2 separate regions of the Homo sapiens genome follow, and region 2 is linked to region 1. The links are chromatin loops, found by intact Hi-C in ENCODE. Cell type or tissue: HepG2. All regions are shown on one strand. Links, peaks and the distances in the headings refer to the core of each region. The heading gives the core; the rest is flanking DNA.

Region 1 (17,080 bases), core at 3,740-11,739:
ACATACACAGCAGTGTTAAAGTAATAATCCCTATACTACCACTAAACAATTATTATTGAAAACAGCTTAATATTTTGATCTTGTAGTTTTCTTCGTATAGTAAATCCCACGAGGAATATACAGTCAAATGAATGTACTTTAAAGCTCCTTTGGAAGAGCTCCTCTCTGTGTTTTTGCTACCAACCCATTCAACCCATTACACAGTTAGGAGCATTTACTTCATTTTGCTTTCAATTTTTAGAATTGCTTTTAAAAGTTTAATTTAGTTTTATAATTATGTAAAATATGTGCATGGTCAAAGTCAAATGTGTAAAATAAGATATATTTAAAAGGATCTAGGCTGGGAATGGTGGCTCATGCCTGTAGTCCCAGCACTTTGGGAGGCTGAAGTGGGGAGGATCACTTGAGCTCAGGAGTTCAAGACCAGCCTGGGCAATGTAGCAAGACCCCATCTGTACAACAATTAAAAATTTTGTATTAAAAAAAGCTAAATGTGGTGGTGCATGCCTGTTGTCCTAGCTACATGGGAGGCTGAGGTGGAAGGACCGCTTAAGCCCAGGATTTTAAGGCTGCAGTGAGCTATTACGATGCTACTGCATGGGTGACAGAGCAAGACCCTGTCTCAAAAATAAATAAATAAATAAATAAATAAGTGGATCTTGTGTCTATTCTCCCCCCACTGTATTCTTTCTTTCTGTTAAACTATCAATGTTTGGTATTTAATTATAAGAAAGTATTTACTTTTATTTTTTTAAGACAGAGTCTCGCTCTGTCGCCAGGCTGGAGTGCGGTGGCGTGATCTCAGCTCACTGCAACCTCTGCCTCCCGGGTTCAAGCGATTTTCCTGCCTCAGCCTCCCGAGGAGCTGGGACTACAGACTGCGTGCCACCACGCCTGGCTAATTTTTTATATTTTTAGTAGAGATGGGTTTCACCGTGTTAGCTAGACTGGTCTCGATCTCCTGACCTCATGATCTCCCTGTCTCAGCCTCCCAAAGTGCAGGGATTACAGGTGTGAGCCACCGTGTCCGGCCCTGTATTTACGTATTTTTGTTTATATCTTTCCTTCTTAGAGAAACAGATCCTAAGATGTCCTTAGGATCACACTATATTAGTTTGTAGAGATCTTCCTTGTTCTTTTTGTGGCTGCAAAGTACCCCATTGTGTAGATGTGCTATTGTTTATTTCTCAAAGTCCTTATTGATGGATTTTTGGCTTTTTCCCATGCTTTGGTTTTTACAAACAGAGCTGCAATAAACAGCATATCTCTGTGTCTTTTTGTATTGTTTGCAGTGTATCGTTAGTATAGATTCCTAGATGTGGGATTGCAGGATCAAAGGGCAAATGCGCTCATAATTTTGCTAGCTATTACCAAATTCTCTTCTACAGTGACCGTACCATTTTGCATTCCCACCAGGAATATGTGAGAATGTTGGTTTTCTCACAGTTTGGAAAAGAGAGTATAGAGTATTAAGCTTTTGGATTTTGGCCAATCTGATCAACAAGAAATAGTTACTTGGGGCAATTTGTGTTTCTTTTACTGTAAGCAAGGTTGAGTGTCTTTCCGTATAGTTTTGAAATATTTGCCTTTCTTTTTCTGTAAACTGTTTGTATTTTTAGGGCATTTTTCTTTCAGGTTGTTGGCCTTTTTAATCTATATTAGGAGCTCTTCATATACTAAGAATATTGGCCCTTTGTCCGTGATGTAGGTTGTAAGGTTGTTGTTTTTTGTTAAACCAGTCTATCATTTGTCTTTTTAATTTCGCATATGTTTAAAATTTTCATTTAATTTTTTTTCCATACAGAACTTTAATTCCTTGAGACTTGTTCATCTTTTCCCCTTATTGTTTCTAGGTGTTGAGTCAGAATTAGGAAATTTTTCCTCACTCCCAAATTATAAGAGAATTGGTCCATGTTTTCTGTTAGACTTGTATGGTTTCATCTTTACATTTAAATCTCCAACCCCGCCGGGCACAGTGGCTCACACCTGTAATCCCAGCACTTTGGGAGGCCAAGGCGGGCAGATCACTTGAGGTCAGGAGTTCAAGACCAGCCTGGCCAACATGGTGAAACCCTGTCTCTACTAAAAATACAAAAATTAGCCGAGTGTGATGGCAGGCACCTGTAATCCCAGCTACTCGGGAGGCTAAGGTAGGAGAATTGCTTGAACCTGGGATGCAGAGGTTGCAGTGAGCCCAGATTGCACCACAGCACTCCAACCTGGGTGACAGAGTGAGACTTCGTCGCTAAATAAATAAATAAATAAATAAATCTCCAACCCCTTTGGAATGCACTGTGGTCCACAGCATGAGGAGTGCTTCCAGCTGGTTCTGAGTCCACAAGGCTCTCCTGCTATCCTGACACCAGCTATGAAGTCACCCATTCTTTCTGTTTTTTTTATTTATTTATTTATTTATTTATTTATTTATTTATTTATTGTTTTGAGTCAGAGTCTCACTCTGTCACTCAGGTTGGAGTGCAATGGCACAATCTCTGGCTCAATACAACCTCTGCCTCCCGGGTTCAAGCAATTCTCCTGCCTCAGCCTCCCGAGTAGCTGGGATTACAGGCGCCTGCCACCATGCCCGGCTATTTTTTGTGTTTTTAGTAGAGACAGGGTTTCACCATATTGGCCAGGCTGGTCTCAAACTCCTGACCTCGTGATCTGCCCACCTCGGCCTCCCAAAATGCTGGGATTACAGGCTTGAGCCACCGCGCCCAGCCCATCTTTCTGTTTTTTTTTGAGACGGAGTCTTGCTCTGTCGCCCAGGCTGGAGTGTAATGGCACAATCTCGGCTCACTGCAACCTCCACCTCTCAGATTCAAGGGATTCTCCTGCCTCAGCCTCCCGAGTAGCTGGGATTACAGGTGCATGCCACCAGGCCCAGCTAATTTTTGTATTTTTAGTAGAGGTGGGGTTTCACCATGTTGGCCAGGCTGGTCTCGAACTCCTGACCTCAGGTGATCCACCCGCCTCAGCCTCCCAAAGTGCTGGGATTACAGGCATAAGCCATTGTGCCCTACCAAAGTCACCCATTCTTTCCCATGACTTGGGATGCTGTCTGTATCAGACATCAGCTTTCCATAGGCCATGGGAGCAATTTCTGGATTTTATGCTGTGTTCTTCAGAAGGATCGCTTCATTTTATTCATCCCTCCCTGCCAATGTCCTCCCAGCTTCTCCAGGATAGTAGGGTGTCAGGCAGAGCATCTGTAGCGGGAGGCGCTGTGGGGCTGGCTCTAGGGCTGCGGAAGGCTTTCACCTGACAACAAAGCCCTTTGTTCCAGGCTCAGAGATCAAGCTTTGGAGGCAAATGGTCTTGAGAGGGAGATCTGCCAATCCCTACTAAGCCACACTTTGCAGATAGAGAGGCATTTCTGGAGAATGACCTTCAGAGAAGAAGAGTGGGCATTGGAGGGGCCTCTGGCAGGAGGAGACCCCTATTCTGTCCCTGGGGAAAGGATGGATAGGACCAAACATTCTACATTTAGAACCAGTGCTGGGGCCTGCAGGGAATCAAATCCTGGCTAATGATGGCCCTTGAGGGATGACTAATCTTCATAAGCAAGACAGAACCATCATCTATGCAGCTACCTACCCATCCACTCGTCTTAATATTAAGATGATATATTAAGATGATATAATATTTATATTAATATAAATATTCACTTAATATTTAATTCACTCCATAGCAAGCACAATGCTCTGTGCTGTGGGGGAGAGAGTCAGCACTCTGTTCCTGCCCCTTGTTTAGGGAGATGAGAGCAGAAGCTCCGTGGGTCTACAAGATAAAAATACCATAAAAAGGCTGGGCACAGTGGCTCACACCTGTAATCCCAGCACTTTGGGAGGCCGAGGTGGGCGGATCACGAGGTCAGGAGATCAAGACCATGCTGGCTAATATGGTGAAACCCCGTCTCTACTAAAAATACAAAAAAATTAACCGGGTATGGTGGTGGGCACCTGTAGTCCCAGCTACTCGGGAGGCTGAGGCAGGAGAATGGTGTGAACCTGGGAGGTGGAGCTTGCTGTGAGCCAAGATCGCGCCACTGCACTCCAGCCTGGGCGACAGAGCGAGACTCCGTCTCAAAAAAAAAAAAAAATCATAAAAAGAGGCATGGCCTTGTTTTCTGAGCAATGTTCAACACATGTGTTCTTTTCTTTTGAGACAGGGACTCACTTTGTCACCCAGGCTGGAGTGCAGTGGCACGATCTTGGCTCACTGCAACCTCTGCTTCCCAGGCTCAAGTGATCCTCCTGTCTCAGCCCCCCAAGTAGCTGGGACTACAGGCACATACCACCGTACCAAGCTAATTTTTGATTTTTTGTCTTTTTTGGTTTTTTTTTTGTTTGTTTGTTTGTTTGTTTTGTAGAGACACGGTTTTGCCATGTTGCCCAGGTTGGTCTCAAACTTCCGGAGCTCAAGCAATCCACCTGCCTCGGCCTTCCAAAGTCCTGGGATTACAGGTGTGAGCCACCATGCCCGGCGATTACATCTGCTTAAGTAAATCATTGGTCCCATGTCTCAACTCTGCTGGCTAGAAATACAAATTCTAGGAGGAGAAGAAGGCCAGGGGAATAGAATGACGAGGAAAAATCTTTAATGACATGCTGAGCTGTCATGTTATAAAGAAACAAAAAAATACTTTCTGGGAGACAGGCTTGAAGTGGAGACAGAGAGACGTCATTTCCAGCCTAGGGGCTCTAGGGTGAATTTGTCAAATTGATTTTTGGTGGGTTGTTTTGGGGCAGATTGCTTTTCAATAAATTGTCTGCCTGCAGCACGGTATGAAAGGTATGAAAGGTGTCCTTTGGAAGGGTCGCGGCTCCCACTTCCCTCCAGCACTTTTAAGACATAGTGGGCCAGGCACAGTGGCTCATGCCTGTAATCCCAGCTATCCAGGAGGCTGAGTCAAGAGAATCACTTGAAACCAGGAGGCAGAGGTTGCAGTGAGCTGAGATGGCACCACTGCACTCCAGCCTGGGTGACAGAGTGAGACCCTGTCTCAGAAAAAAAAAAGAAAAAAAAAAAAGAAAAGAAAAGAAATGAAAAATGGATGTGGAAAGTAAAATTCCTCTTCAAAGTTTCCCTTCTTGTTAAAGAATAAATAATAAATGTTAGAAATAATAGTTTATTTTAAAGACTAACTTCCTCCAAAGCCTTCTTGCTTTTTGCTAATAACTCTTTGTTAAGCCCTATCCTACGTAGCTGTTAGATATAAGGGAATAAGTATATTCTATGTCCTTGTACTTTAACCAAGATATTTGTTCTGGGCATGCTCAGGCATGTCCCAGCTCACAGCCTTTGCCCCTTCCTTATTTGGAAATGTTGTTACTTCTCTAAGTCCTTTCGCAAGCCTCTTTTCCTTTTGTTCTCCATTACCTTTACCTATTTAGGAAAGTCTTAAATTGTTAGCCAGCTGGGTTTAACTTAGACTGTGAGGTCCAGCTCCAACCAATGGAGATAGGACACAGCAGTAAGGACCCAGTGCATAGGGGATAAATATTCCTGTCTTTCTTTGTTCAGTGTGGTCTCGTGGCAAGATTGCTGACAAGCAGCACCTTTTCTGCAGTAAGTAAAATTGCCTTGCTGTGAAAACTTTTTGTCTGAATGCTGATTTCTCCTTGCGGCACCAAGGAACAAGCATTTTGTTTCTAACAATGGATAAATGTTGGAGAAGATGGATATGCTAATTACCCTGATCTGATCACTAGAAATTGTATATATTGAAATATCACTATGTACCCCACTGATATGTACAATTATGTGTCATTTAAAAAATAAAATAAATAGCTGGATGCAGTGGCTCATGTCTGTAAGCCCAACATTTTGGGAAGCCAAGGCGGGAGGATCGCTGGAGCCCAGGAGTTCTGAGACCAGCGTGGGCAACATAGGGAGAGGTCTTGTCTACTAAAACAAACAAACAAAAAAACTAGCTGGGCCCAGTGGTGTGCACCTGTAGTGTCAGCTACTCAGGAGGCTGAAGTGGGAGGATTGCTGGAGCTGGGGAGTTCGAAGTTGCCATAATCATACCACTGCACTCCAGCCTGGGTGACAGAGTAAGACCCTGTCTCTAAAAAAATTAAAAAATAGGCTGGGTGCAGTGGCTCACGTCTGTAATCCCAGCACTTTGGGAGGCCGAGGCAGGTGGATTACAAGGACCAGCCTGGCCCACATGGTGAAACCCCATCTCTATTAAAAATACAAAAATTAGCTGGGCATGGTGGCAGGCACCTGTAATCCCAGCTACTCAGGAAGCTGAGGCAGGAGAATCACTTGAGCCCGGGATGCGGACGTTGCAGTGAGCTGAGATCACACCATTGCACTCCAGTCTGAGCCACAGAGCAAGAGTCCGTCTCAAAAAAAAAAAAAAAATTAGCCAGGCGTGGTGGCAGGCACCTGTGGTCCCCGCTACTTGGGAGGCTGAGGCAGGAGAATGACTTGAACCCGGGAGGCAGAGGTTGCAGTGAGCCGAGATCGCACTACTGCACTCCAGCCTGGGTGATGGGGCAAGACTCTGTCTCAAATAAATAAATAAATAAATAAAATAATAAATAATAAAAATTAAAAAATAGAATAAAATAAAGGCAGACCCTAAAGGCCCAGAGTAGGGTAGGGCCATAGGCAGTGAAGCCCACCTCCTCTCTGGATGTGCATCTGCTTGAGGTCATTCCTGCTCTGCTCACCTCCTGGCGTCCCTGTGAGGATGGACGGATATGAAGACCCTGTAACCTGTTGAGTGTCCCGACAATAACATCATTGATCGTTTGCCTAGATTTTGCAACCCCTGCCCCCACTGCTAAACCACAGTTTATTGCTTAGCAGCTCTGACCTTATACCTCCTTATCTCTCTGAGGTGGCCTTGAAGCCCAAGTGTCACAGAGTCAAACATGGTTAAAGAGTAAAAGTGGCTTTAGAAATCATGATGTCTGGGAATTCTCAGCAGCTGGAGCTGCCCCCACTCTGCCTCTGTTGAGACTTTCATGGGAAGCCGGGGTTTTTAGGGGAGCATGTCCTGACCCTCGGCTGTGTACAGAAGGAAGAATTACCTGGGTGGTTTGACCAAGTCCAGGCTGCCCCCAGCCCAGGACTCCTCTACATGCAGGACCAGGCTGGCGATGTTCACCAGCTCTCCCGGACCGCCCACCTGGGCCAGGAGAACCAGAGGCTCAGTCCAGGTGGGGTTGGGGGACTCACCATGATGTGGCCCCTTCCTCTGCTGGTCCATAGCAGAATGGGACCCTTCTTTCTGCCTGTTCCTTAACCCATTGCTACCTGTCCTGGGGAGTAACATCCACAGCCTCTGAGTGCCCCCGCTATGACGCAGCCTGCTCCCACTCTGCTCATCGTCTTCGGATCCAGTGTCTGCTTCTTGGGCCTTTGTGCCACGTGGCATGCTTCCTACCTCCTCTCCGTCCTGGTCCCCTCCCCAGCCTTGCTCTCCTGCCTGCCGAAGTGGCGCCCGGTGCAGAGAAAAGACAGGCCCCGCCCGAGGTAGACTTGGGCGCGCTTTGTGTTGCTTACGGTGGCTGGTGGCAAAGTGCTGCCCCAGGGCCTTTAGAAAGACCCTAAGGAGAAACCGTCAAGAAGCCCCAGGAAGTGACGAAATCAGGAACACCCTCACCCTGGGATCTGGGAGGGGGTTGAGTGATTTTTCCTCCCCCTGCATGTCATTATCATGATTATTTTCCTAGAGAAAACCACACCTGTCGATTGGATCTCCCAGTCCTGGTGTGGGGGGTTAACTCAGGAGGGTCAGCTGGAGGAAACAATGAGAGGGGTGAATAGAGGGGTGAGGGCTCGAAGTTCCTAAGCTCGTCTTGCCTACCCCTGAGACCCCTCAGCGTCTTTCTGGTCAATTAAGTAAAAGAAGCTGTCCTGAGCTCAGTGGGTGGCCTAGCAGTGTGGGAGCAGGCCTCTTAGTCCGCAGTTCAAGGGCCTGGCTTTGGGGCTGCACGGAGCCTTGGCAGGGAGCCCACTGCAAGGTTAATCTGTACCTTCTCTGGCTCCACATCTGCTGGAAGAAGAGAGCAAAACCTTTGTTCCCTCTGCTGGAAGAGGAGTTTGGAGCCTATCTTGCCAAAAAAGACTGTGTTTGTAAGTATTCAGTAGATTTGTGTGTACGAAGAGAAGTCAGCAGAAGCATTTTCACCCAGAGAAGAAATTTCATCACCCTCATCCTTGGCGCATGGGAGTCAGGCAGTCTGTACAGCGAGTGATGGGAATGTCTGACTCCATGAGGCACTGAAGAGAAAACAGAAGGCTGTGTTCTCTCCTCGTGAAAGCTAAGGGTCCCTGCTGACAGTGTAGCTTGCCATCGACGGCTCTGCTTAGTCAAAATGACGCTCCATGTGTTCATTTATTTTTTGAGACAGGGTCTCGCTCTGTTGCTCAGGCTGGAGTGCAGTGGCACGATCTCAGCTCACTGCAACCTCTGCCTCCTGGGTTCAAGCGATTCTCCTGCTTCAACCTCCCAAGTAGCTGGGAAAATAGGCATGCACCACCACTCCCGGCTAATTTCTGTAGTTTTGGTAGAGACAGGGTTTCACCATATTGGCCAGGCTGGTCTTGAACTCCTGACCTCAAGGGATCCACCCGCCTCAGCCTCCCAAAGTGTTGAGATTACAGGCGTGAGCCACCATGCTTGGCCAACGCTCCATGTAAATGTGTATACACTTTATGCAGACAGGAAAGATTTCCTGCTTCCATGAGCATCCCCGCGAGTAACCAGATGAGAGGGATAACAATCCAAGAGATTTTCCAGAGTGCTCCCTGGACCTCCAGATTCCGGCATTTTCGATGCCCCTCAGGACTTCCATATTCGCTGTTCTCTCTGCCCGGATGCTCTTCCCTTAATCTCTCCTGGGCTGGCCTCTTCTCAGAATGGAGGGCTCAGCTGGAGAGTCAGCTCCTAGCAGCCTTCCCTGACCCCTCCGCAAAGGAGTTCATCTCCCCAAGACTCAGTCCCTCTCTATGCCATTACTGGTTTTGCTTTCTTGTAGTTAACACTATTTCCGTGGAATATACTGACCCTTTCCAGCCTCCACTGACTATAGTGTGAACTTTCTGAGAGTCATTGGGCCTTACTGTCATCATCACTGCCGTATCCCAGTACCTAGAAGGGTGTCTGGCACCTGGGGATGTTCAGTCATTATCTATTGGATGGGTGGATGGTACTTGGGTTTGGATGGAGTGAGGAAGAAGATGACTTGGAGAGACAAGTTGAGCCAAGAGGACGAGTTGGCCTTTTCTTTCTTCAGCTTTCCTCTTCACATATGCCCCTGAGGGGAGATCGCTGGAGAAAGAGGCAGCCCACTGTCCCTGTCCCTGGAAACACCTTCACCAACAATGGGCTGATATTCTCCCTACGCTGGGCCAGGCAGATGGAGTCTCCTTCAGCCGAGATGTTTCTGGGGCAGAAGATGCACCTCTGCCACCATCCTTTACTTAAACCGGAAGACTCCCAGCCCCTGTGAACAAGTCCGTCGGAAGTTCTCTGTCTGCATGGGGCTAGAACCCAGGGAACCCCAGGCTGGAAAAAGTGGGTGGGCCCACATGGCTTGCAGAACTTTAAAAGTAAGTGACACAGGTGGGAACAGGCTGAAGGAGCTAGGTTTCTGTTTTTTTTGTTTTGTTTTGTTTTGTTTGAGATAGTCTCGCTCTTGTCATACAGGCTGGAGTGCAGTGGCGCGATCTTGGCTCACTGCAACCTCTGCTTCCCGGGATCAAGCAATTCTCTTGCCTCAGCCTCCCAAGTAGCTGGGATTACATGTGCCTGCCACCCTACCCAGCTAATTTTTTGTATTTTTAGTAGAGATGGGGTTTCACCATGTTGGCCAGGGTGGTCTCGAACTCCTGACCTCAGGTGATCCACCTGCCTCGGCCTCCCAAAGTGCTGGGATTACAGGCGCGAGCCACTGCGCCTCGCCTTCTTTTTTTTTTTTTTGGATGGAGTCTTGCTCTTGTCGCCCAGGCTGGAGTGCAGTGGAGCAATTTCGGCTCACTGCAACCTCCACCTTCCGGGTTCAAGCTATTCTCCTGCCTCAGCCTCCTGCGTAGCTGTGATTACAGGTGCCTGCCACCACGCCCAGCTAATTTTTGTATTTTTAGTAGAGACGGGGTTTCACCATGTTGGCCAGGCTGGTCTCGAACTCCTGACCTCAGGTGATCCACCCTCCTCAGCCTCCCAAAGTGCTGGGATTACAGGTGTGAGCCACCGTGACCTGCCAGGGTACAAATTTTCTTTTTTTTTTTTTTTTAGACGGAGTCTCGCTCTGTCGCCCAGGCTGGAGTGCAGTGGCACGATCTCGGCTCACTGCAACCTCTGCCCCTCCAGGTTTAAGCAATTCTCTGCCTCAGCCTCTGGAGTAGCTGGGATTACAGGCATGCGCCACCACGCCTGGATAATTTTTTTGTATTTTTAGTAGAGACGGGGTTTCACCATCTTGGCCAGGCTGGTCTTGAACTCCTGACCTCGTGATCCACCCGCCTTGGCCTCCCAAAGTGCTGGGATTACAGGCGTGTGCCACTGCGCCTGGCCATGGATACATATTTTCTAACTCATTCTCCTGGTTTCAGCGTTTTGTGTTTTTGGGTGTTAGGCTTGCTAGAATTGTAACCTTTGCCTTCCTGGAACAGAAAGCTCCAACTTTGTGTGTAATTTTACTGAAGTGGACCCACTCCTCAGAAAACAAAAAGAGAAAAACCCCAGGGGAATTAGGATACACACATATTGCAAAAGCCTCTGTGGTCAAGTGTGCGGGATTTCCAGAGGAAATGAAAGTCAGGACCAGCAAGAATATCAGACCAGCTGGCCAGAGCCCACCTCCATGGCTAGTCTTGCCCTGCAGCCAAGAACAAGCTTACTTCCTCTGAGTCAGCTCATAAGCCCTCCTTGGACCACAACCCTGGGCTGCATGTCAGTGCCACTGCCATGGTGGGTCCCCTGAGAGTCTAGGAGGCCTTAGAAAGATTCCGAGGCCTGGCCATGCATGGATTTTGCTCTTAAAAAATGTCTCTCAGCTGGGCGCAGTGGCTCACACCTGTAATCCCAGCACTTTGGGAGGCCAAGGCAGGCAGATCACAAGGCCAGGAGATCGAGACCAGCCTGGCGAACGTGGTGAAACCCTATCTCTACTAAAAATACAAAAATTAGCTGGGCATGGTGGTAGCATGTGCCTGTAGTCCCAGCCACTCGGGAGGTTGAGGCAGGAGAATCGCTTGAACCTGGGAAGCGGAGGTTACAGTGAGCCGAGATCGTGCCACTGCACTCCAGCCTGGCAACAGAGCGAGACTCCGTCTCAAAACAAACAAACAAAAAAATGTCTCTCTCCTCTCTTTCAAATGAGCAGCTGCCCGAGAACCCACAGGAATGGATGGAAGGATAGAAAAAGGCAGAAAAGACACCCGCGGGACACTTTGGAAGCCAGTGCCATCTCTCTGTTCTCTAACAGTGCTAAGAAAGGATGGGCCTGTGGGTAATCATTCTGATCAAAAGCCAAGGCAGCAGCTGGACTGTGCCTCCAAACTGTTCTGGAGGAAGAAAATATGCAAAGAAAGATGTTATTCAGGGCTGCAAGCAGCCTCCCTCTTCTGCTCAATCTCCCTCTTTCTCTCTGAAATTCTTCCCACCCACGGGTGCCAGCTTTTTCTGTCCCATGATGTCGGGGGTTGGGACGGGGGATGGGAGAACTGACTGCCTGACTCCACCTGACCAGCTGCCTGCAATCTGTAGGTCGTGGAGTATAGGAGATCCAGACTGTTCCCCAGACACCAACTGCCAGCCTTTAAGTGTCCTCCATTTGCTACCACCCAGGGGACCAAGGGTTTTTCTCTCCCACAAACCATATAATTGGACTCACAGCCTTTTTCTTTTAGGAGAGCTTACTGAGGGGTTGATAGGAAGGGCACTGACAAGATGGGGGGCTACCAGCTTCCCCAGGGGAAGTGACTCCTAGGCCAAGACTTTACAGCGTGAATTTGTGTTTCTCTGACTTGGACAGTTGGTTAAGATTAAAAAGGAGAAGCCATTTTTCAGCGTGTGGATGGCCACCTCCCCAGAAGAGTTTCTCTTCTGGGAATAAAATAGGAACCAAGGGGCTTGATGCAGTGGCTCACGCCTGTAATCCCAGCACTTTGGGAGGCTGAGGCAGGTGGATCACCTGAGGTCAGGAGTTCAAGGCAAGCCTGGCCAATATGGTGAAACCCCGTCTCTACTAAAAATACAAAAAATTGGCCGGGCACAGTGGCTCACGCCTGTAATGCCAGCCCTTCGGAAGGCCGAGGCGGGTGGTTCACGAGGTCAGGAGATCGAGACCATCCTGGCTAACATGGTGAAGCCCCGTCTCTATTAAAAACACAAAAAATTAGCTGGGCATGGTGGTGGGCGCCTATAGTCCCAGTTACTTGGGAGGCTGAGGCAGAGGAATGGTGTGAACCCGGGAGGCGGAGCTTGCAGTGAGCAGAGATCTCACCACTGCACTCCAACCTGGGCAACAAAGCAAGACTGGGTCTCAAAAAAAAAAAAAATTAGGCGGCTGTGATGGCACGCACCCATAGTCCCAGCTACTTGGGAGGCTGAGGCAGGAGAACTGCTTGAACCCGGGAGATGGAGGTTGCAGTGAGTCGAGATCGTGCCACTGCTCTCCAGCCTGGGCGACGAGCGAGACTTCGTCTCCAAAGAAAAAGGAACCAAGGTCATACCAATGTTCAAAGTTCAGATAAGGCTGAATGTGGTGCTTATGCCTATACTCCCAGCTGCTTGGGAGGCTGAGGTAAAGGGATCGCTTGATCCCGGGAGACTGAGTCTACAGTGAGCTGCAATCATGCCACTGCCCTCCAGCTTGGGCAACAGAATGAGACCCAGTCTCAAAAAAAAAAAAAATTTAGATAAGATATTTTGACTGAAAATCTATCATGAACCCCAAATATTCTGCCCAGGCCAATGTAGTCCAGGGAGAAGAGTGTTTTGCTTTATTAAATTTGTTTCTCTAAAGAGTTGGACCTGTGTTCATTTGCCTCTTTCTCCAATGCCTTAGAAATTAATGGTGTAGATCAATGAGGTACAACTTAGAGTCTAGAAATAAACCTATACACGTAAGGTCAATTAACTTTCAAAAAGGGTGCCACAGGCCAGGCACGGTGACTCACGCCTGTCATCCCAGCACTTTGGGAGACTGAGAAGGGTGGATCACCTGAGATCAGGAGTTTGAGACCAGCCTGGCCAACATGGTGAAAGCCCATCTCTACTAAAAATACAAAAATTATTCGGTGTGGTGGCAGGTGCCTGTAATTCCAGCTACTTGGGAGGCTGAGCAGGAGAATCATTTGAACCCGAGAGGTGGAGTCTGCAGTGAGCCGAGAATGCGCCACTGCACCCCAGCCTGGGTGACAGAGCGAGATTTCATCTAAAAAAAAAAAAAAAGTTGGAGGGGCCACAGTCATTCAATAAATGGAGCTGGAACAGGCTGGAACAACTGGATATCCATGTTCAAAAGAAAGAAGTTGGACCCTTACCTCATACTATGTACAAAATTTACTCAAAATGGATCAAATATCTAAATGTAAGAGCTAAAAACTACCAAACTCATAGAAGAAAACATAGGGCTAAGTCTTCATGACCTTGGATTTGGCTATGGATTCTTAGATATGACACCAAAAGCACAAGCAAGTAACAAAAGAAAAAGTGGACTTCATTGGTATCTAAAACTTTTGTGCATCAAAGACCACTATCATGAAAGTGAAGCAATAACCCAAAAATGGGAAAAATATTTGCAAGTCATATATCTGATAAGAGTCTAGGATCCAGAATACGTAAAGAACTGTTAGAACTCAACAATTCAAAAAACAAACAAACAAATGAGCAAAGGACTTGATTGTACATTTCTCCGCAAAAGATCTGCAAATGGTCAATAAACATGGTCCTCAACATCATCAGTCATTAGGGAAATGCAAATAAAAATCACAATGAGGGCTGGATGTGGCGGCTCATGCCTGTAATCCCAGCACATTGGGAGGCTGAGGTGGGCAGGTCACAAGGTCAAAAGATCCAGACCATTCTGGCCAACATGGTGAAACCCCGTCTCTACTAAAAATACAAAAATTAGCTGGGCGTTGTGGCACGCACCTGTAGTCTCAGCTACTCGGGAGGCTGAGGCAGGAGAATCACTTGAATCCAGGAGGCAGAGGTTGCAGTGAGCCGAGATCGTGCCACTCCAGACTGACAACAGAGCAAGACCCCGTCTTGAAAAAAAAAAAAAAAAACCACAATGAGATACCACTCCCTACCCACTAGGATGGCTATAACTAAAAACACTGAAAATAACAAGTGTTGGTGAGGATGTGGAGAAATTGGAAACTTCATACATTGCTGGTAAAATGGTACAGCTATTGTAGAAAACTTTTTGGCAGTCTTCGAACACTTAACTGTGGAATTACCATATGACCCAGCAATTTCACTCTTAGGTATATACCCAAAAGAAGTGAAAACAGAAACTGGTACTTGAATGTTCATAGTAGCATTATGTGTAATACCCAAAGGTTTGAAGCAACCCAAATGCCCATCAACTGGTGATTGGGTAAACAAAATATGCTATATTTATTCATTTCATGGAGTTTTCTTCAACCATAAAATAATGAAGTATTGATAGATGCTACCACATGGATGAATCTTGGAAACTATGCAAGATGCCAGACACAACAGCCCACATATCATATGATTCCATTTATATGAAATGTCCAGGCTGGGCGCAGTGGCTCACACCTGTAATCCGAGTGCTTTGGGAGGCCGAAGCGGGTGGATCAGGAGGTCAGAAGATCGAGACCATCCTGGCTAACACGGTGAAACCCCGTCTCTACTAAAAATACAAAAAATTAGCTGGGTGTGGTGGTGGGCACCTGTAGTCCCAGCTACTTGGGAGGCTGAGGCAGGAGAATGGCGTGAACCCGGGAGGCAGAGCTTGCGGTGAGCCGAGATCACACCACTGCACTCCAGCTGGGGTGACAGTGCGAGACTCTGTCTCAAAAAAAAAAGAAAAAAAAAAAAGAAATGTCCAGAATAGGCAAATCCATAGAGACAGCAGAGTAGTGGTTGCTGGGGAACTGGAGAGAAGGGACAATGGCAGTCACTGCTTAATGGGTATGGAGTTTCCTTTTGGGGAGATAAAAATGTTCTGGAATGAGATGGTGGTGATGGTTGCACAACATTTTGAATGTATAAATTTTACACTTTAAAATGAATTCTACACTTTGGTTAAAATGGTAAAAAAATTTTTTTTTTTTTTTTGAGTCGGAGTCTCGCTCTGTCACCCAGGCTGGAGTGCAGTGGTGTGATCTCGGCTCACTGCAAGCTCCACCCCCCAGGTTCACACCATTCTCCTGCCTCAGCCTCCCGAGTAGCTGGGACCACAGGCGCCCACCACCACGCCTGGCTAATGTTTTTGTATTTTTACTAGAGACGGGGTTTCACCATGTTAGCCAGGATGGTCTTGATCTCCTGACCTCGTGATCTGCCCGCCTCGGCCTCCCAAAGTGCTGGGATTACAGGCGTGAACCACTGCGCCCGGCCAAAATGGTAAATTTTATGGGATGTGAATTTTGCCTCAATATAAAAGAAAAAGTTGGTTGGCTGTGGTGGCTCACACTTGTAATCTCAGCACTTTGGGAGGCCAAGGCAAGAGGATTGTGTGAGTCCAGGAATTTGAGACCAGCCTGGGCAACACAGCTAGACATCGTCTCTATAAATAATAAAACATTAGCCGGGCGCGGTGGCTCACGCCTGTAATCCCAGCACTTTGGGGAGGCTGAAGTGGGTGGATCACCTGAGGCCAGGAGTTCAAGACCAGCCTGGCCAACATAGCAAAACCCCATTTCTACTAAAAATACAAAAATTAGCCAGGCATGGTGGCAGGTGCCTGTCATCCCAGCTACTTGGGAGGCTGAGGCAGGAGAATCACTTGAACTCAGGAGTCAGAGGTTGCAGTGAGCCGAGATCATGCCACTGCACTCCAGCCTGGGCAACACAGCAAGACTCCATCTCAAAAAAAAAAAAAAAACGTTTTGGGCCGGGTGCGGTGGCTCATGCCTGTAATCCCAGCACTTTGGGAGGCCTAGGCAGGTGGATCACTAGGTCAGGAGATCAAGACCATCCTGGCTAACATGGTGAAACCCCGTCTCTACTAAATGTACAAAAAATTAGCCGGGCATGATGGCAGGTGCCTGTAGTCTCAGCTACTTGGGAGGCTGAGGCAGGAGAATGGTGTGAACCCGGGAGACGGAGCTTGCAGTGAGCAGAGATCGCGCCACTGCACTCCAGCCTGGGCAACAGAACGAGACTCTGTCTCAAAAAAAAAAAAAAAAAAAAAAATTAGCTGGGTGTGGTGGTGCATGCCTGAAGTCCCAGCTACTCAGGAATCTGAGGTGGGAGGATTGCTTGAGCCCAGGAGGTTGAGACTGCAGTGAGCTATACTGGTGCCACTGCCCTCCAGCCTGGGCAACAGAGTGAGACCCCATCTCTAAAAAAATTAAAAACATGGCCGGGCAAGGTGGCTCACGCCTACCAGCACTTTGGGAGGCTGAAGCAGGCGGATCCCTTGAGGTCAGGAGTTCCAGACCAGCCTGGCCAACATGGCGAAACCCCGTCTCTACTAAAAATACAAAAATTAGCCAGGCGTGGTGGCAGGCACCTGTAATCCCAGCTACTTGGGAGGCTGAGGCAGGAGAATCGCTTGAACCCGGGAGGCAGAGGTTGCAGTGAGCCGAGATCACACCATTGCACTCCAGCCTGGGTGGCAAGAACAAGACTCTGTCTCAAAAAATAAAAATAATAATAATAATCATAATAATAATTAATTTTAAAAAGTAAAAAACAAACAAAACAAACAAAAGACAGAAAAAAAAAAAGAGCCTCAGATCTAACCCCTGCGCTCGTGGCTTATTTGTGGAACAGTAGTGGAATGGATTCTCACAGTGGTTAGGACTCTAGCTTGGAGAGAACACCAGTGAGGATCTACTTGTCTTCTGTTAGAGAGAAACTGTCAGGAAGCTAGGGAGGATTAGCCTTGTGTTACATTTGTTCCCAAGT
Region 2 (15,444 bases), core at 2,152-10,151, 52 kb after region 1:
TAAATGTTAATAACTGAAGACAATGGGTGCTTGGGGCATGGAGGTTCATTATACAATTCTCTCTCCTTGTGTATGAGTCTGAATGTTTCCAAAACAGAAAATTACATGTAACAAAAGATAAAGGAATACAATATCTCAAGCTGGTCCCCTCTGCTCTGTTACTTGCAGAATCCAGACTTTCACCATCTCCCTTGCCCACTTTGGCCCCCAGCCTCCAACGAGCCCGACCAGCCACCCTTGGATTAGCAGATGTGTTTCCCTCCATGCTGACGTGGATGGTGGCAGGGTCTCCTGTTTCCAGACAATAGTTTAAACTGCCTTTAAGTGAAGGAGTTTTAAGACATGTGATGCAGTTAGGCATGTAGCCAGACATACTTTACCCCAGGCTGGGGCTCAGGGCCCAGGTTCTAGTCCCAGCAACACCTCCAACAGGGTGTTAGAATGAGCTATTTCTTCCACTTCTGTTTTGAAATACACAAAACACAAAAACACCACTAGCCCTGGGCCCAGGCTTTCACTGTCAAAGGGATTTGAAGAATTTTGTCATCATATATGAATCTCAAAACAGCCCCAGGGGAAGCAGGGCATGTTTTAAGAGGACTTCATCCAATGCTTTCTTGGTATGAACTAAGCACCTTCCCTTCCCTCCCTCTTCCTAGGGGAAGGCTGAGACATGTCTGGCTCCAGTAAATTAACGACCTCATCTCCACTGACTTATTTGTCTGAAACATGTTCAAAAAGCAAAGCAAATAGAAAAGAGGAGAAGTCTTGGAGGAAGAAGGAAAGCAGACACAGGAAATTAGGATAAATGTTTAAAGGCATGTATTTTAGCTTATTAGGATAAATGTTTAAAGGTATGTATTTTAAATTATGCATCAAGAACCAGATTCTTTGGATGACAAAGAAGTTCACAGAGGTGACCTGATCTGGCCAAAGCAATTCTTTTTTTTTTTTTTGTGGGGGTCGGGGGTAATGGAGTCTCACCCTGTTGCCCGGGCTAGAGTGCAATGGCACGATCTTGGCTCACTGCAACCTCTGCCTCCCGGGTTCAAACGATTCTCCTGCATCAGGCTCCCGAGTAGCTGGGGTTACAGGCACCCACCATCATGCCCAGCTAATTTTTGTATTTTTTTTTAGTAAAGGTGGGACTTCACCATCTTGGCCAGGCTGGTCTTGAACTGCTGACCTCCTGACCCGCCCACCTCGGCCTCCCAACATGCTGGGATTACAGGTGTGAGCCACTGCACCAGGCCAAAGTAATTCTTAATAATAATAGTAAGAGTACAAAATACTTACTGTGTATCAGGAGCAGCATAAAGAGCTTTCCTCATGGAAGCCTTACAAGGACCCTATGAGATGAATAGCACCCCCTTTATAGAGATAGGGAAACAGATCCAGAGAGTTACAAGTCCTGGAACCAGGGGTTGATCCCTGCTCTGCTGGACTCCATGGCCCATGCATGGCCCTGACTTTTCTTCCGCATGTCTTCCAGCCCCACCAGATCACTTCCCAGTTAGTGTTGGAACCGGGACAACACCTAGATCTGGCCCAGTGGTCTTTCCTAGTGTTTTCTCAAATGGTATCCAAGGGCTTCCCTGGTTCTAAAACAGAAATAAATAAATGAATGAAGCAAGGAAGGAAGGAGGTATGGAAGGGAGAAAGAGAGAGAGAAATTAAAGAGGTGCCAAAGATTCTCAGACTTTTTCTTTTCTTGCTCTTGTCGCCCAGGCTGGAGTGCAATGTCGTGATCTTGGCTCACTTCCTCCCAGGTTCAAGCAATTCTCCTGCCTCAGCCTCCCAAGTAGCTGAGTTTACAGGCATGCACCACCATGCCTGGCTAATTTTGTATTTTTTAGTGGAGACAGGGTTTCACCATGTTGGTCACGCTGGTCTCAAACTCCTGACCTCGGGTGATCCACCTGCCTCGGCCTCCCAAAGTGCTGGGATTACAGGCATGAGTCACCATGCCTGGCAATTCTCAGACTTTCAAAGCCAGTGATACCAGAGTGCTCAGTCCTTTGACCTCCACCTCCAAGCTCATATCTTCTTCCCCTCTCCCATCCTGTTCACAGCCTCACAGGACAGTGTAGCCTGCCACGATCCCTGTTGGACTGAACAAAGGGGGCTAACATGGGAATAAAAGACAAGGACATAAGAGTATATTTGGAAGAATGGGTCAGGGGGCATCTTGCCTCTAGTGGACAAGGGCCCCAAGCTTTACACAGCCCTCCGTATTTATTGGTAAAAGAGATAACAAGAAGGGGGGATGGTTGTCAGCCGGCAGTTTGATTCACAGCAAGCTTGCAAGACTGCATCCTTTGAACAATAGGTGCTAGATTTACCAGTAGATAACTTTAAGGAGCCCGGTGCCACGGAATGATGACCCTCAGCAAGCCTCCTGGCGGCAGGCGCAGTCGTGAGTTTGCTCACATCCTGCATTCATGATAAACAGTTTGCTGTTTGATCACATAGCCTCCAGTGGAATGCTGAGTTGGTCACAATCCCTTTGGCCTTTTCAGCACCCAACATCTCCCCTTTTCTGTTTATGTATTAATTGAAAGAATGTAAGGCCAGGCTGGGCAGCTCTCATTTTCCAATTGGCGGTCCATCCAATTTTACAGACTATGAACAGAAGACAGAGACAAAACCACATTATTCCAAGAACTGCATATAAGATGGTAATGTGGTGCCTTAGATAGGTCCAAGGGTTGAGGCTCTCCAGGCCTTGCTGGAATTCAGTCCAGTCTTCTAAAGAAGGCTGAAATTCTTGAGTTTGCCTATTTAAATCAAGAATTTTGTTTTGTAATTCACCAATATCAAAGGTGATGTTGGATGTGAACGCTCCCTGCAAATGGGCTTTCGCAAGGTCCCACGGATACTCACTTTGGTTATATTCTAAGTTGTTTACACAAATATGAGTGTTATTAAAATGATAACGCAATTGCTGTTGCAACTGCAAGTTTTGTACTTGTTCTCCTAACCATAGAACCATGGATTTTAACATTGCCACTTAAGCTTATAACTCAGTGTTAATTTTATTCTGAAGTAGCCACACTTGTTTGGCTGTGTGCGTCCAGTTCTCCACGTACTGAGCTGTTTGAATAGAATTATGCAAAGCTACAGAAGACATCACGACAAAAGTTATTAGTGTGACCAAGGAAACGATAGCAAAAATTATCATGCCTAAGGCTCTACAGACACAATGAGTAAGCTGAGTTAGAAGAAGTTTCACAAAATGCCAGGCAGGTGTGGCAGCCCAAGGCTCAGACAGATTAACAGGAATCCATCACCCAGGGATGCAACCTAAAATCATCAAAGTAGAGAGATTATGTGTTTGCCATGTGCTATGATGAATGCAGTTATATAACTGGCAAGATTTACAGGTTAATTCGGTATTGTTTACCTGGAACTGGTCCTTCTTAGCTGCCAAAAAGACATAAGGATTAAACACACAAACTGTAAATTGAGTGGTGATATCTTTACAAATGTAACATTAGACTGCATTGCTTACTATTGCTATTATTGGATAGTATCCTAATCCAGATGCTGCGATTCGTAAATGGGAGTGCTGCCTTCCACATCATCTCTTTAATTGGTCCTTTCCTCCCTAGATAATGCCACTGAGGAAGAGGCGGGCTAAAGCTTGCTCCGTGCCAAGCAATCTGGGTAGCAGACTGGGATTGGATCCCAGTATTGTATAAAGAAGAAGCATTAAAAGCTTGCCACCAATGCCAGCGAAGTTTGTGCCATGATTTCTGATTTTCATCTTTTCCATCTAATTGATCTTTAGGTCCCCAATCCACAATGTCTCCAGTTAACATAGATTGTTTTCTAGCCAGTGGACCAAGACACTGGGTCCATAGATGGGGGTAGGAAATACTGAATGGAACCCATTCCGTATAATCAGCACAATTAGGGTGATTGGGCCAGGAATGGTTGGTTAGCACACCAGTTACGTTAATAGAACCAAGACTTAACAGGTGCATGACTTTTTCATAGTGACTCAACCATGTTTGAGCTTGAATTTAAGACAGCTATGGCTGAGCGATGTCTTTGTGGTGATACACAAAGGAAGTCCTTCCAGTGGAGCAGTATAATTAATGACATTATTCTGAGAGTCTAACTGTTCTATGTCAGGGGGAGTCAGGAGTCCTGGAGCCCACTCTCCCTGATCATGATAAAGCTCAGGAGGAGTGTCACTCCAAAGAATAGGTCATACTACTGGGGGATTGGGAACATATGCCCAATATGTTTTTGCCTCTGCACAGGGAAAACATATCACATTGGACATTATGGCTAACATGGCCAAGAACATGGAATCAGGGGTTCTGGCCTGTCCCTGATGCTACAGTAGTTTCTCAGCTTCCTGCATGGTTTTCTTGAGTTGTCCCCAGCTTATGGGGGTTGATGTCATTGGGCTCTGGTCGGACTTCTCTCTGTCTTTGCACTCAGGCTCAGCTGGCTCACGGCTCGTACCGGAGGGACCGGGCCCATGGTTGGCCACCCTGGGCTCCTCAAGTCTCCCGTTCCATGGTCGCACACACCTTGAGGGCACCCACACGGCTTATCCATCTCCTGTAAAAACACAAGCATACCCTCGTCCCCATATTAGTAAATACACCAGACCTTTCCATTGTCCTTCTTCCGGGGATTTCTATAACACTTTCAGATAAACTTTCCTCTTTTCATCTAACAATTGCCAATGTCTTTCTTCTGGAGTCTTACCATTCATACCAGGAGTCAAAAAATTTAAGGTAAATAAGGCTAAATGTAGTTTTGATTGAGGTGGTAGTTGGCCTCCTATATCCCTTTTTTGTCTTTTCAATATGCATTGTAATGTTTGATGTGCCTGCTCTATAATGCCTTGTCCTTTAGGGTCATAAGGAATTCCTGTTTTATAGGTTATAGCCCAAAGCTGTAAGAAATTTTTAAAAGTGTGACTAGTATTAGCAGGTCCATTGTCAGTTTTTAATTGTTTAGGTATCCCCATATGAGCAAATGATGACAGACAATGTCACTGTACATGACCAGCTGTCTCACCTGTTTGGCATGTAGCATGCAGCATATGAGAATAAGTGTTTATAATTGCATGAACATAGCTAAGCTTACCAAAGGCTGCTATATGTGATTGTGTGTGTGTGTGTGTGTGTGTGTGTGTATATATATATATATATATATATATATAAAAATATATAATTGTTATACGTGACTGGCTACATTTACAACATAAGCTGAATCACAGACAACGTTGATAGGATCTGAAGCTGTGAGCTGTAAAACCTGAATGACTGCAATTAGTTCTGAGCATTGAGCTGAAACCCCAGAGGTCATTATTGTTTCCAGACTTTTTTGGAATAACAAATTCCGGTGAATTCCAGGGGCTAACTGACGTTTCTATATGTCCTGCATTCAATTGCTCTTTTACCAACAGGTGAAGTTGACCTAGCTTCTCCTGTGTTAGGGGCCATTGATCCACCCACACAGGTTTGTCACTAAGCCATTCTAATGATAAGGCAGGGGGCGGAGGAGAAATATCAATGACCCCCATCAGAAATCCTGACGTCCTAATGCTTTTCTATCTGTTTTTCCAGTTACTGATATCAGGTTAGGGTTTCCTTGTAGAAATTTCCCTAAACCTTTTCTACTCTGATATCTCATGACCTTCAACATTTTAAATTCTGGTTATCAAAGTTTTCATTTATAAGCCTCATATCCCATGCTGTAAGTAAGTCTCAACCCCATAAATTGACAGCTATATTTGCAACATAAGGCTGAAAAGTACATGACTGTCCATCTGGACCAAGACAAGGTAAAATCTCAGCATTTGTTGAACACTTTGAGCTGTTCCTACTCCCAATAGGGACATAGAAGTTAATTGCAAGGGCCAGGATGGGGGCCAATTGTCTTTAGATACTACTGACACATCAGCTCCTATATCCATAAGCCCATAAAATTTCTTTCCTTTAACTTGTATTACACAGGTGGGTCTACTAGAGGCTATGGGTTGGGATAGATAGATTTCCCATGCAGTTGTGCTCCCGAACCCTTTGTTTCCTTGCATCTCCTTTTGTGGAGAAGGGTGTAATTTGCAGGGAATAAGCAATAGCTGAGCAATATATTCTCCCAGTTCAAAAACCCAAAGATCTTGCGACATTAAAACTACTTGAATTTATCCTTCATAATCAGAGTCAATCACTCCCGGGACTACAGTGATGCCCTGTAAGTTAAGATGGCTTTTGCCTAAAATTAATCCTGTGTATCCTGTTGGTAAAGGTCGCCAAATACCAGTGGGAACTTTGATAGGTTTGTCTCCACCAACTACTGTTATTCTTTCTCTGGCAGGTAGGTCTAATCCTGCACTTCCTGGTGTTCCTGGGGTGAGGGAATCAATGTGCCTCTGGGAACCCATCCCTGAAATGGGGTTGAGGTCTGGACTGGGAATGCCCTCATTGTTTGAGGGGCCTGGGTCCAGGCCCCTGTCTCGTTTCCCGACGGGGGTGCTATTTTGATGAAATTTTGAGTGGCACTGATTAGCCCAGTGATTTTCTTTGTTACAGCGAGGACAAAGTCCTGGCATTTTTTTCCGCTGAGTGGGGCACTGCATTGTAAGGTCCTTTCTGTCCTGAGATCTGGTGGCATTCCTTTTTAAAATGTCCAGTTTTTCCATAATTATAACATTTTCCCATTTTAGAGTTTGACCCTTGGCTCCTTTTAGATTTGTCAACTGCTGAATTAGCCATTGCTTGCACTAACATTGCAGATGGATGAAGCTCAGTTCCTACATCCTGACAAGCTCAGAGAAAATTTCCCAAGTTTTTTGTACACCTCACTGGTGCCAGTGCACGTTTACAATCCGCGTTTGCATTCTCAAAAGCTAGAGTTAAGGTTAGCATTTCTGCAGCCGCAGTGTGAGGAATATGACACTTCACTGCCTCTTGTAATCTTGCAAGAAATTGCGCATAGGGCTCCTGTGACCCTTGCATGATATGTAAGAAGGATTGTGCTGGGACTCCCTCTTCAGGAATTGTGGCCCAGGTGCATTTAGCAACCTGTGCACACTGCTGATAAGCAGCCTCTGGGAGTGTCATTTGTCGTTCCAGGTCTGAATAAGGGCCATTACATAACAGCATATCCTTTATAAATATCTCCATGTCCAGCAACACGATTCTGTCTAGCCTGCTCTGCACACATTTCTTGCCAATTTAAATTCCATGTCAGATATGCACTAGTGGACAAGCAAGTTCACACCAAGTGTTTCACATCAAAGGGTAAAAGACACATAGCACTGAACACAGATTCTAGCAATCCTAAAGTGAATGGGCTCCATATGCCATTATTTACTACACTCGCTTTTAATTCCTTCAACAACTTAAACTCTAGTGGAGTGTGTTCATGAATAACCTGCTGTGGATTATTTGGATCAGGCCTTATGGAAATAGGAAAAGCATAAGGTCCTAAGGGCTCTCCAGCCATGGCAGCAGAGCATAAAATTCTTTGTATTGGGGTCTCTATTTCTGCCACTGAAGGAGGCAGTACAGACATTTCTGCAACTGGAGGAGGTGGTATAGGCCAATTTTTATCCTCCCTCTCCTGTTTCTTATTTTCAATTGGAGCTGTGGGTGGGACAACAGATTCTTTCAGATTTTTAGATTCAGCCTGCTGTCCTGCAGAATAATAAGGAGATAATGGCAGAAGCATAGTACGAACTAAACTCCAAGTGGAGAAAACAGAAGAATCAACTTTAAGACCTTTTTGATGAGCCCATTTTAATCCTTCTGCTGTTCTGTCCCAGTTTTCCACATCAAGAGTGCCTGCCTGTGAAAACCATAGGTTATGCAAAATAACCTCCTGCAGCAGCTTAGTTAGTGTCTGAGAACTAACCTGAGCCCCAAACTGTCTCAACAGAACTTTGAGAAACTGCAGATAATGTTATTCTTCAATAGGCAAATTCTGCCCCATGTTACCCTGATTGCAAAAACTTCCCGTCCAGGACTTCTTTAAAGCACTGCTTCCAATACCTCTTTAGGACACTGATCAGTACCTCTTTAGGGCACTGACCTTATATCTGCTGCTGGCAGACTCGTTCCGGGGTCCGTGTTTGCCTTGTCAATTTCAGTTCCTCTGCTCCAGCAGACCTTCTTCGCTCACATCCTTGAAGTCCTGTGTTCAGACGCCACTTGTTGTGCGCCTGATTGTGTTGCTGTTTGGGGTGCCACTTGTAGACAGCCATGATCCCTGGTGGATCAAACAAAGGGGGCAAATGCAGGAGTAAAAGATAAAGACAAAAGAGTATATTTGGAAGAATGGGTCAGGGGCACTTTGCCTCTAGTGGACAAGGGGCCCCAGCTTTACACAGCCCTCCATATTTATTGGTAAAAGAGATAACAAGAAGGAGGGGGAGTGGTTGTCCGCCGGCAGTTTGATTCACAGCAGGCTTGCAAGACTGCATCCTTGGAACAATAGGTGCTAGATTTCCCAGCAGATAACTTCAAGGAGCCCAGCGCCAGGGAGTGATGACCCTCAGCAAGCCTCCTGGAGGCAGGCACAGTCGTGAGTTCGCTCACATCCTGCATTCATGATAAACAGTTTGCTGTTTGATCATATAGCCTCCAGTGGAATGCTGAGTTGGTCATGATCCCTTTGGTCTTTTTGGCTCCCAACAGGTCAGGATGGTTGCAGGGGTCCTGTAATCATCTCTCAGTCCTTGCTAATCCATGTATAAGGTGCAGTTCCTCTGGTGTTAATGTCTAGCAAATGGACTTTGTATCTTAATATGAAGGAAAGGGAAGGTGCTATGGTCTAAATGTTTGTGTCTCCCCACCTAACCCCCAAGGTGATGGTATCAGGAGGCAGGGCCATTGGGAAGTGATTAAGTCATGAGAGCAGACTTAATGTGCTCTCATGCATGGGATAAGTGTCCTTCGAGGCCCTAAAGAGACCCCTCACTCTAGAAGATGCCGTCTGTGAACCAGAAAGCAGGCCCTCCCCAGATACCAAATCTGCAGGCACCTTGATCTTGGACTTCCCAGCCTCCAAAACTGTGAAAAAAAGAAAGAAAAAAAAAAAAATATATATATATATATATATGAGATGGGGTCTTATTCTGTCACCCAGGCTTGAGTGCAGTGGTGCGATCATAGCTCACAGCAGCCTCAACCTTTCAGGTTCAAGCAGTCCTTTCACCTCAGCCTCCCAAGTAGGTGGGACTACAATTGTGTGCCACCATGTCTGGTTAATTTTTTTAAAAAAAAATTTTTGTAGAGTCAGGGTCTCCCTGTGTTGCCCAGGCTGGTCTTGAGGCTCAAGGTCCTGGGCTCAAGCCATCCTCCAATCTCGGCCTCTCAAACTGCTGGGATTATAGGTGTGAGCCACCATGCCCTGCCAGAAATAAATTTGTATTGTTTACAAGCCACCCAGTCTATGGTGTTTTGTTATGGTAGTCTGAACAGACTAAGAAGGTCAAGGGAAAATGACCTTCTCATGAATACTCCCTAAGGAAAGAAGCTATTGACCTGCTTACTGAAGTTTTGCTGACATTGACTGCTTGCAGGGTGCTGTCCTTAGTGCTTTATTTAATCCTCACCGTTCCCCTGAGAGTAGGGCCTATCATTTCTAATTTTAGAGATGAAGAAACCAAGGCTCATAGAGGTTGACGGAGGTATTTTATACCATACAACCAGTAATCATGGAGGGGCCATCTGAACCCATGTATTTGATCATTTTATTAAAATACCTCAAAAAAAAACTCTCCTCTTTCTTAAGGAAACAAGCCCATATAAATTTAGTGGAGGGGAAAAATAAATGTAGCAGTAGTGAGAGGTCACTGAACTGTAGCCCTGAGGCTACATTTTGATCTGGGACCTCATATGTAGATCTGAGACCCCATGGAGTGCCCCCTGCTTGTAAGTTTCATGAAGTCAGGGATTGTATCATCCCAAATCCACTGCCCAGAAGGCATGTAGTCATCCTCCAGGAGCCTGGCCCTCTGGAGTGGTACTTCCCAGCTGGCTGCAGAGAAGGCTCAAGCGTGGACACCTGGCAGTGGCCACTGGCTACCAGTCCTGGCTTTGCTTAAATTCCCCATCTGTCTTTGCAGTACATTGTTTTCACTGTTGTTTTTGAGACGGACTCTTACTCTGTCACCCAGGCTGGAGTGCAGTGGTGTGACCTCGGCTCACTGCAACCTCTGCCTCCCAGATTCAAGTGATTCTCGTGTCTCAGCCTCCCAAGTAGCTGTGACTACAGTTACGCACCACCATGTCCAGCTAATTTTTGTATTTTTAGTAGAGACGGGGGTCACCATGTTGTCCAGGCTGGTCCCCAACTCCTGACCTCAAGTGATCCACCCGCCTCGGCCTTCCAAAGTACTGGGATTACAGGTGTGAGCCACTGCACCCGGCCCTGTTTTATTCTTTATCTCAGTGAGGCCATGGTCAAGTTGCTGAAACTCCATATACTTCAGTTTCCTCCTCTGTAAAGTGGGGATAAGAGGAATTTAATAAGGATTATATGAGATAATGCATGTAAAGCATTTGTCTTAGCACGGTGTGGGCGACACGTGCTCCAGAGTCTCGCTGCCATTGCTCCACCTGCACTGGGCCTGCTTCAGTCCCTGAGCCTCTGTCAGGACACATGGGGCCGGCACAGAGAGGTGCATTTCACTATCCCAACTCTGAGATGCAGCCGCTGCTGGGTCTGATCCGGCCTCGAGGCATCTGCTCTCCCACCTCTGCCCTGTCTTTCTCTCATCCCCCCGCCCTGCTGAGCTTGGTCCTTGAGCCCACTCAGAGTGGCTGCTATCACTGTTTGCCTCCCCCACTTGGACCTGGGTCTCATCCAGGCTCTGACCCAGCTGCCAATTGGTGGGAAATCAGAAAGTGAAGCCTGTGTTGAACCGAACCGCGAGGGTGCGACCGGCCAAATCCAGATTGTGGGAAACTGCAGGTCAACAGTTTCTGGAGAATCTGTTATTGGGCTCTGCCCTAGAGAAACTGTAGGGAAGGAACAGATCCTCCAGAAATTAAAGAGGCCAAACAGTCATCTCCAGTTAAACAATGAGCAAGACTACAGAGTTTAGTGATGTACACCTGTGTGGCCAGACTATCAAAAACTCAAGTTTGTGATTCTCATAAAAGTCAGGACAGGGAGCCAGGCGCGGTGGCTCAGGCCTGTAATCCCAGCACTTTGGGAGGCTGAGGCAGGCAGATCACGAGGTCAGGAGTTCGAGACCATCCTGGCCAACATGGTGAAACCCCGTGTCTACTAAAAATACACAAATTAGCTGTGCGTGGTGGCACGTGCCTGTAATCCCAGCTACTCGGGAGGCTGAGGCAGGATAATCACCTGAACCAGGGTGTCAGAGGTTGCAGTGAGCCAAGATCGCACCACTGCACTCGAGCCTTGTGAAAGAGCGAGACTCCGTTTCCAAAAAAAAAAAAAAAAAATGTCAGGACAGGACTGGTGTTGGTGGGGAAGGTTTTTGGTTGGAAATTGGAAAGTTCTATTTTTAGACCTGGGTAGTGGTTACAAAAGTATTCACCTTATAATAATGTATTAAGGCCATATATTTGTTCAGTGTGGGTTTTACCTGTGTGGTTTCTTTTTTTTTTAAGTGTATATTATTTGTGTATGTGTGTAGTACTTGTGGTTTGTTTTCCTGTCTTTGAGACAGAGTCTCTGTCACCCAGGCTGGAGTGCAGTGGCGCTATCTCAGCCTACTGCAACCTCCGCCTCCTGGATTCAAGCGATTTTCGTGCCTCAGCCTCCCAAGTAACTGGGACTACAGGTGTGCACCACTACTCCTAATTTTTTTTTTTTTCGTATTTTTAGTAGAGATGGGGTTTCACCATGTTGGCCAAACTGGTCTTGAACTCCTGACCTCAAGTGATCCGCCCCCCTCAGCCTCCCAAAGTGCTAGAATTACAGGCGTGAGCCACCGTGCCCGACCTGTACTGTGGCTTTTATTTGACAATAAAACAGTTCTTTAAAATGTACCCTGGGGGCAGAGCTGGGCATAGTGGTCCTTGCCTGTAATCCCAGCACTTCGAGAGGCCAAGGTGGGAGGATTGCTTGAGCTCATGAATTTGAGACCAGCCTGGGCAACATGGCAAGACCCCGTCTCTACAAAAAAAATTTAAAAATTAGCCGAGTGTGGTGGTGCGTGCCTGTAGTCCCAGCTACTCGGGATACCGAGTCAGGAGGATTGCTTGAGCCCAGGAGGTTGAGGCTGCAGTGAGCCATGATGGCACCACTGCAATCCAGCCTGGGTGACAGAACAAGACTGTGTCTTTTAAAAAAAGAAAAGAAAGGGCCGGGCGTTGTGGCTCACGCCTGTAATCCCAGCACTTTGGGAGGCCAAGGTGGGTGGATCGCTTGAGGTCAGGAGATCGAGACCAGCCTGGCCAACGTGGTGAAACCCAGTCTCTACTAAAAATACAAAAATTAACCAGGTATGGTGGTGGGTGCCTGCAATCCCAGCTACTCAGGAGGCTGAGGCAGGAGAATTGCTTGAACCTGGGAGGCAGAGGTTGCAGTAAGCCGAGATTGTGCCATTGCACTCTAGCCTGTGCAACAAGAGCGAAACGCCATCTTGAAAAGAAGAGAAAAATATCCCTTGGGTCTAGTCCCAGTGCTGCCACACAAAGGCCACCTCTCTTTCTGCTCTCCCATCCTGCCTTTGTCACAATTCTGACCCGTTTAGAACCTAACCTAAGTCAAGGCCTGGACAGAGTTATTCTAAAGCAAAGTGACTGAGTGTATGTGTGTGTGTGTGTGTGTGTGTGTCTCCAAGTGTACATATTTCCTTTTTACTTCTGAGATTATACCTTCTGGGACAGGTGGAAACCTTTCTTTTTCAAGTCCTTCATCTTCAGTGGCTACTTACCATCCCCATAGCTGGAGTTTAAGGAAATCTATCCCTAAAGAAGGGGTCCAACCTCAGTCTTAACTTTTTTTTTTTTTTGAGACAGAGTTTCACTATTGTTGCCCAGGCTGGAGTGCAATGACACGATCTCCACTCACCACAACCTCCGCCTCCCGTGTTCAAGCAATTCCTCCTGCCTCAGCCTCCCAAGTAGCTGGGATTACAGGTGTGCGCCACCACGCCTGGCTAATTTTGTATTTTTAGTAGAGACGGGGTTTCTCCATGTTGGTCAGCCTGGTCGTAAACTCCCAACCTCAGGTGATCCGCCCACCTCAGCCTCCCAAAGTGCTGAGATTACAGGTGTGAGCCACCGCGCCCAGCCATCTCTCTTTATTTGAGATGGAGTCTCACTGTGTCTCCAAGGCTGGAGTGCAGTGGTGCAATCTTGGCTCACTGCAACCTTCGCCTCCCGGGTTCAAGTGATTCTTGTGCCTCAGTCTCCCAAGTACCTGGGATTACAGGCATGCACCACCACACTCGGCTCCTTTTTTTTTTTTTTTTTTTTTGAGACAGGGTCTCTCTGTTGCTCAGGCTGGAGAGCAGTGGGGCAATCATAGCTCACTGTAACCTTGAACTCCTGGGCTCAAGCGATCCTCCTGCCTTGGCCTCCCAAAGTGCTGGGATTACAGGCATAAGACACCACGCCTGGCTAATTTTTGTATTTTCAGTAGAGAGGGGGGTTTTCGTATGTTTGCCAGGCTGGTCTTGAACTCCTGACCTCAGGTGATCCGCCTGCCTTGACCTCCCAAAGTGCTGGGATTACAGGTGTGAGCCACTGCACCTGGTCTTATTAACTCTCTAGAAGGCCTTAGCAGCCCCAATTTGCTTGCTGAACAGATCTTCCTTGCATGAGTTGGATAAAACTTCTCTCCAAAATTTCATGTATGCACTTTTTACCTGATGAGCAGGTAAGCTTTACATTTTTATCCCACGAGCGCCACCTTCCTATCTCTCTTTGCTATTTTTCTCTCTTTATCTGCACTGCTTGCTTCACATTTACTCCTTTCTGCATTTGGAAAGAGAAGAGGGAAAATGCATTTTAAAAAAAGAGGCGAGAAATGGAAACTAGAGAGGCCTCCCACTGGCCTCCCCCTATGGTGGCGTCCACTTAGCCACTTGGCCTCCGCCGTTCTGCTGCAGAAAAGTCAGTCTGTGTCTACGCTCATCCTGAAAACAGGCAGAGGTAGGAGCAAGGAGGCCTCCCACTGCCTTCTCTGGGGAGGGATCCTAAGTCCCGCGGAACATTTATAGAGTCCCTGCTCTCCAACAAGGCAAGAACCTTGTTGCAAAGGAGCACAAAGATCCCCAGAGAAGCCTGTGCAGGAAAGATAAAATGGAAAAACCCACAGTCAAAAAAGAAAGAAAAACAGCTGTGGCATTCCGAAAAGACAAGCGTCCACTGTTCTCTAATGTGGCTGGTTTTCCTAACTCCTCACATACTGATTCCCTCTTCATTGGATGTCCCCAAGGCCAGAGCACAGTCTGATTTGTCCAGAGCCACTTTGTGAGTGGAAAAAAAAACCAACTGATTTTCCTCTGCTCTCACACTACACAATAAAGACAGAAGACTTCTGTGACCAAATGTGTGGGTTTTTTTCCCCACATGCCAAGCAATCAATCAATTTTGCCATGGACACCAGCTGAGCGTCCTCCAGTTTAATTCTGACACCACCTACCCAGAAATAGCATCAGATCTCCCAGGTTTAGAGCTCAGTGCCTCAGGACTGCCCCCCTCGCTTTAGACACCAGTTGCATCTCAAGATGCGTGATGCAATTAGGCGCATAGCCAGACATACTTTACCCCAGGCTGGGGCTCAGGGCCCAGGTTCTAGTCCCAGCAATGCCTCCAACAGGGTGTGAGAATGAGCTATTTCCTCTACTTCTGTTTGTACCAATGAAATACACAAAAACACCACTAGCCCTGGGCCCAGGCTTTCACTGTCAAAGGGATTTGAAGAATTTTGTCATCATATTTGAACCTCAAAACAGTCCCAGGAGAAGCAGGCCATGTTTTAAGATGATGTCATCCATTGCTTTCTTGGTATGAACTAAGCACCTTGCCCTCCCTCCCTCTTCCTAGGGGAAGGCTTAGACATTTCTGGCTCCAGTCAATTAACAACCTCATCTTGACTGACTTATTGAAAGAATTAAGTAGCTGGGATTACAGGCATGTACCACCATGCCCAGCTAATTTTGTATTTTTTAGAGAAGACTGGGTTTCACCATGTTGGTCATGCTGGTCTTGAACTCCTGACCTCAGGTGATCTACCCGTCTTGGCCTCCCAAAGTGCTGGGATTACAGGCATGAATCACCATGCCCGGCAACCATCACAGGTCATGATGGTTGCAGGGGTCCTGTAATCATCTCTCAGTCCTTGCTGATCCATGTGTAAGGTGCAGTTCCTCTGGTGTTAATGCCTAGCAAATGGACTTTGTATCTTAATATGAAGGAAAGGGAAGGTGCTATGGTCTAAATGTTTGTATCTCCCCAAAATTTATATGCTGAGACCTAACCCCAAGAT

The links. A loop is a pair of places that touch in the nucleus more often than their neighbours do. Peaks named below come from ENCODE experiments on the same cell type or tissue, not always from the same donor. Only the 100,000 strongest peaks of a DNase experiment are listed, where the experiment ranks them.
Region 2: a loop joins it to region 1, with 2.1 times the contacts of the local background. A loop is called at or near these places in 8 of 110 quality-filtered maps.

The regions. Positions count from the first base shown.
Region 1 is chr11:61,993,897-62,010,976 of GRCh38, forward strand. No RefSeq gene overlaps it. Among named protein-coding and RNA genes, the nearest start is that of FTH1, 35 kb to the left of the region's middle. RefSeq lists an enhancer at 6,841-7,593. In HepG2, for the core only: no CTCF peak of the experiment used is centred there; DNase peaks (open chromatin) are centred at 5,365, 6,815 and 8,065.
Region 2 is chr11:62,047,694-62,063,137 of GRCh38, forward strand. It overlaps LINC02733 (long intergenic non-protein coding RNA 2733), which reads right to left. Exons shown (of 3, transcript NR_183616.1): 2 at 8,059-8,235; 3 at 2,163-4,575. Among named protein-coding and RNA genes, the nearest start is that of LINC02733, 27 kb to the right of the region's middle. In HepG2, for the core only: a CTCF peak has its summit at 7,021; a DNase peak (open chromatin) is centred at 6,998.